Regions from separate parts of the Homo sapiens genome. Here region 1 is linked to region 2. Evidence: read pairs that join two places in POLR2A ChIA-PET (ENCODE). Cell type or tissue: OCI-LY7. All regions are shown on one strand. Links, peaks and the distances in the headings refer to the core of each region. The heading gives the core; the rest is flanking DNA. Region 1 overlaps LINC00501 (long intergenic non-protein coding RNA 501). Region 2 overlaps TBL1XR1 (TBL1X/Y related 1).

Region 1 (2,915 bases), core at 199-2,698, 150 kb after region 2:
TATTTTGATACAGGTATACAATTCATAATAATCATATCAGTTAAATGGGGTATCATCACATCAAGCATTTATCCTTTCTTTGTTTTACAAACAATCCAATTATTATTTTTTATTTTTAAATTTTTATTTATTATTTATTTATTTTTTGAGATGGAGTTTCGCTCTTGTTGCCCAGGCCAGAGTGCAATGGTGTGATCTTGGCTCACTGCAACCTCTGCCTCCTGGGTTCAAGTGATTGTCCTGCCTCACCTCCCGAGTAGCTGGGATTACAGGCATGAGCTACCACGTCTGGCTAATTTTGTATTTTTAGTAGAGATGGGGTTTCTCCATGTTGGTCAGGCTGGTCTCGAACTCCTGACCTCAGGTGATCCGCTCGCCTCGGCCTCCCAAAGTGCTGGGATTACAGGTGTGAGCCACCATGCCCTGCCTATTTATTTATTTTTTGAGAATGAGTCTCACTTTGTCACCTAGGCTGGAGTGCAGTGGCAAGATCTTGGCTCACTGCAGTCTCTGCCTCCTAGATTCAAGTGATTCTCCTGCCTCAGCCTCCCAAGTAGCTGGAATTACAGGTGTGCGCCACCACACTCGGCTAATTTTTGTATTTTTAGTAGAGATGGGGTTTCACCATATTGGCCTGGCTGGTCTTGAACTCCTGACTTCAGGTGCTCCAGCTGCCTCGGCCTCCCAAAGTGCTGGGATTACAAGTGTGAACCACCACACCTGGCTTACAAACAATCAAACTATACTCTTAAGTTACTTTATAATTTTTATTTAGAAAACTTTTTTCTTTTTTATAGAGATGGGGTCTTGCTATGCTGCCCAGGCTGGTCTCAAACTCCTGGGCTCAAGTGAACTGCCCCTCTAGGCCTCCCAAAGTGCTGGGATTACAGACGTGAGCCACTGCGCCTGGCCTGAGAGTTCACATTTTTTTTCAGAGTGCCTGATAGAGTGCTATAAAGTGCATTTGTACGTTGCTTTTCCATCCTCTCAAAATAATAGAAGATAAAGATCCAGGCTGGGTGCGGTGGCTCACGCCTGTAATCCCAGCACTTTGGGAGGCCAAGGAGGGTGGATCACTTGAGATCAGGAGTTCAAGACCAGCCTGGCCAAGATGGTGAAACCCCCGTCTCTACTAAAAATACAAAAAATTAGCCAGGCGTGGTGGTGGGTGCCTGTGATCCCAGCTACTCGGGAGGCTGAGGCAGAGAACTGCTTGAACCTGGGAGGCAGAGGTTGCAGTGAGCCAAGATTATGCCACTGCACTCCAGCCTGAGAGACAGAGCGAGACTCTGTCTCAAAAAAAAAAGAAAAAGATAAAAAAGATCCAAAAGTGAATGTGAAAAAATCATCCCAGCAATTAAGGACCTGATATACATTTGGCACATCAGCTCCTGACACCAAAGTGGGGGGTGGCAAGTGTGCTGTCTAGCCTAACTCAGGATTAGAATTAGAGCCTGAGATTCTTGAGAGAATGCCCTTACTGGTAAGGACTGGTAAGCTCTGTGCTGATGACTCAAAGGATGGGCTCTGTGAGTGTAAGAGATTGGACTTGGACCTGTAGCCAGGACGCAGTATTTTCTTATCTTTAACTTCCACAAAGCTCATGTTTATTCTTCTCTCACAAAAGCCAAGCCTAAAGTGCGCTGCTGAAGGAGTTGTTCCTCTTTGGACAGCTGTGTGTGCCCTATAAATGCCCTCCTCAGATGGAGAAGGAGGAGCTGTGTGCATAGCGCTGTGAGCTGGACTGGAAAGCATTTCTGCAGCCCAGTGATACATGCAGAACTACACCCTCGAGAGCCACGGTTCAGTGAAGGGCTAGGAGGGTCTTGCATTCTGGTCATTCATTCACCCGGAAAGGCTCAGCACTATCTCGTGAACCTAGTTTCTGGGAAGTCAGGCAACCTGCTTGCACGTACAACTTGGTAAATGATATACTCTAAGGGCTCATAAAAATTAATCCAGATGCATGCTACAAAGCTGATACCATGAAATCATGAGCAGAGACCTCCTTTCTACTTGAGTCCAGAAAGAGCCAGGCTTTGTGTTGGTCTACATAGTACCGAGAAGGAAAGAGACTCTACTACCACTTTTCATTGTTGAAACTGTCCATTCTCAGCTCCCCTGGAAAGGGCCCTCACACTCCTGCCGTAGACACGAAAAAGGTAATAGATGCCGTGGAAGTGGGAAAAGTTGCCTTTGGAGAGGTTTCCAGAATGTTTTCTAATTTGATTGTCTTTCCAAGTCCCTTCTTTCAATTTAATGAAATAATTATTTTGAAAATAATAATAGCTACCATTTACCAAAGACCTAATACGTACCAATTTATTTACACATGTTGTCTGTTTAATTCTTGCCATCATGTACCATGTTCTGTGGCCATATGCCCTGGGAATCAGAAAGAAGAACTTGCCAAGGTCACACAGCCAGGAAATGAGAGTCAATATTCAAGCCTAGATTTCAAAGGGTCAGTATTTAAACCGAGGTTTCTATTCAGACCTAGAAATGAGAGTCAGTATTCAAACCTGCTACCATGGCCCACACTTATATGAATTCTGCCTCATTAAGATAATGTCTGGGTCATTTTTACTTATTTACTCTGGAGGTAAAATGGACTGCAGTCATGTATGTTTCAAGTGGGAGAAAGTAAAAGGCTTACTTTTTTTCCTTTTTTTTTGTTGAGACGGAGTCTCACTCTTGTCACCCAGGCTGGAGTGCAGTGGCATGATCTCGGCTCACCGCAACCTCTGCCTCCCGGGTTCAAGTGATTCTCCTGCCTCAGCCTCCTGAGTAGCTGGGACTACAGGCACACACCACCATGCCTGGCTAATTTTTGTATTGTTAGTAGATACGGGGTTTCACCATACTGGTCAGGCTGGTCTCGAACTCCTGACCTCAGGTGATCCACCTGCCTTGGC
Region 2 (2,915 bases), core at 97-2,596:
GAGAAACCCCGTCTCTACTAAAAATACAAAATTAGCTGGGCATGGTGCTATATGCCTGTAATCCCAGCTACTCAGGAGGCTGGGGCACGAAAATCGCTTGAACCCCGGGAGGCGGAGGTTGGAGTGAGCTGAGATCACACCACTGCACTCCAGCCTGGGAAACAAGAGCAAAACTCCGTCTCAAAAAAAAACACAAAGTGACATATTCACAGCATAAATTTTTGACTCATGGCACTGACAAAGAAAGAGGCAGTTACTAAGTACAACATTAAAGAATCGTTCTCCATCTTAAGCCAAGGTTAGAAAACGTTTTTCTGTAAAGGGCCAGATAGTAATTCTTCCAAGGCCAAAGGTCTCTGTTGCAACTACTCAACTGTGTAGTTGTGAAGTGAAAGCAGCCATAACCTGGCCGGGCGCGGTGGCTCACGCCTGTAATCCCAGCACTTTGGGAGGCCAAGGCGGGTGGATCATGAGGTCAGGAGATCGAGACCATCCTGGCTAGCACAGTGAAACCCCATCTCTACTTTAGAAAAAAAAAAATTGGCTGGGTGTGGTAGCGGGTGCCTGTAGTTCCAGCTACTCAGAGGCTGAGGCAGGAGAATGGCGTGAACCCAGGAGGCGGAGCTTGCAGTGCGCCGAGATTGCACCACTGCACTCCAGCCTGGGCGACAGAGGGAGACTCCGTCCCAAAAAAAAAGAAAAAAAGAAAAAGAAAGCAGCCATAACCTACACATAAATTAATCAATGTGGCTGTATTTCAATAAAACTTTACACATGAAAATTTGAATTTCATGTAATTTTTAACTTGTCACAAAATAATATCATTCTTTTTTGATCTTCTTTATTCAATTATTTTAAATTATGGAAAACATTTTTAACTTGTGGATCACAAAAAAACAGGCTGGCCACATTTGGCCTGCAGACTGCAGTTTGCCAACCCCTGCTCTAAAGCTTTAAAACCAAAACTCAAATGCACAGGCTGATTTTGTTGACTGTTTAATTATAACTTCAAGTGGTACCAGGCAAGCTTAACGAACAGGAACCTAGTGGTTATCAAACTGGTTTGTCTGCAGGAACCTTGGAAAGTCCCTAAAACCGTAACATAAAGACATTCCACTATAATCCTATGTGATCTACACCAGAGGTATGAAAACTACAACCGGAGGCAAATCTGACCCACTGTGTTTTAGTAAATAAAGTTTTAATTGAACAGAAAAGCTCATTTATGTACTATTTATGGCTGCTTTAGCACTACAATGGCAGCACTGCATTGTTTTTTTCAGTGACTGTATATCTGGCTCCCTATAGAAAAAGTCTGCTAACTCCTAACCTGGGTAAACAAATATGTATGGAATACAGAGACCTGACAAGGGGGACATAAGCCACCAAGATAGAAAAATAACAGCCTCTCAAAGTTCGCAGACCCTCTAGAATAAAGGCAGTAAGGCAAGGTATCCTTTAGACAAAGCTCTATAATTACATCACAAGTACTGTGATTTCCCTCTTGGCTTTCCACAAAGATCAACAGCCCCTTACTAAGGTAACCATGTACTTGAAAAGTGAAACACCCAGACCTTTCTGGGACTATAAAAGCTAACTCTTAAATCTCTAAAAGACCCAGATAGCACCAATGTGGCACATTTGTCAGAAAGAGGAATGACAGTGGTCAAATAATAAAGTTTTGGTCAAAAGTCCATTTATCAGAGTAGATTAACCCTCCCAATTTATTGGTTATCTTCTCCAGGTGTTGAACATATAGTTGCAAAGGGCAGTCTTAGTTTTCCAACAGACAAAATTCCCATACTGATGCCATGACAGGTGGAGTTGCAGGGTAGTTTTTATCAGGAAGTCTGATGGAGATCCCAGGAGCTCTCCCTCCAAACAAAAGTAATTTGCATTCCTGAAAGAATTGTCAAAGAACTGAAAGATGCAAGGATTGCAATTCCTAGCAGGTACCTACTTAATACAACTGTCTGGCTAATACAGAAAACAAATATTTTTAGAGGATGACTGTGTTTTAATCTTAATGACTACAAGGAAGAGCTGGTATTCATATGTGATCTGCTTAGTTCAGTACCTGATATGCAGCTATCATTCTGGCAAAGGTTTCTCTATCTCTACAAACAGAATTTCAGAAGCAATTTGCTTTCATTTGGCTTGTACAGCAGTACATCTTCACTATACTGCCTCAGGTTAAGTCAGTTTTCTGGCTTTCATATGATATGCTTTGTTTGTTTTGAGATGGGAGTTTTGCTCTTGTTGCCCACGCTGGAGTGCAATGGCGTGATCTCGGCTCACTGCAACCTTTGCCTCCCGGGTTCAAGTGATTCTCCTGCCTCAGGCTCCCGAGTAGCTGGGACTACAGGCATCCGTCACCATGCCCAGGTAATTTTTTGTATTTTTAGTAGAGATGGGGGTTTCACCATGTTGGCCAGGCTGGTCTCGAACCCAGGAGGCGGAGGTTGTGGTAAGCCAAGATCACGCCACTGCACTCCAGCCTGGGCAGCTGAGCGAGACTCCATCTCAAAAAAAAAAAAAAAAAAGTTGTATTCACTACTACTTTTACCAAGATCATCAGAAAAATTCTAAATAACAGGAAGCTATCAAGCTCACAGTATCTAATAATTTTCCAAAACCCAAACTATCACGTGAAATCTCAGATTTTATCACTGGCAACAAATACCGTCCGTTGTTTTCCTTAAAGTAAAAGCTCACTTTGTTTGAGAAAATATCTCTAAAATGCTCATGTCAGAATCACCATAGTGAGTCACTGTTTCAAGCGAAAATTAAAGAAGGCTGGTTCTGCTCATAACTCAAATAATGCCCAAGAGTTTTCCCTCTGAAACCATCATACTTTTGCATTCACAAGTATTTTATGAACATTTCCCATTTCATCACAAAGACCATTAAAATGA

Evidence for each region. ChIA-PET counts read pairs that join two places held together with the same protein. Peaks named below come from ENCODE experiments on the same cell type or tissue, not always from the same donor. Only the 100,000 strongest peaks of a DNase experiment are listed, where the experiment ranks them.
Region 1: POLR2A ChIA-PET joins it to region 2 with 5 read pairs; 3 of 35 experiments call an interaction of 5 or more read pairs at or near these places.

Annotation. Positions count from the first base shown.
Region 1 is chr3:177,298,599-177,301,513 of GRCh38, forward strand. The region is part of intron 1 of LINC00501 (long intergenic non-protein coding RNA 501); the gene reads left to right. Among named protein-coding and RNA genes, the nearest start is that of LINC00501, 5.6 kb to the left of the region's middle. RefSeq lists an enhancer at 1,586-1,675. In OCI-LY7, for the core only: no CTCF peak of the experiment used is centred there; a DNase peak (open chromatin) is centred at 1,724.
Region 2 is chr3:177,144,065-177,146,979 of GRCh38, forward strand. The region is part of intron 1 of TBL1XR1 (TBL1X/Y related 1); the gene reads right to left. Among named protein-coding and RNA genes, the nearest start is that of TBL1XR1, 52 kb to the right of the region's middle. RefSeq lists a silencer at 477-771. In OCI-LY7, for the core only: no CTCF peak of the experiment used is centred there; a DNase peak (open chromatin) is centred at 1,047; H3K4me3 peaks cover 1,398 bases; H3K27ac peaks cover 2,442 bases.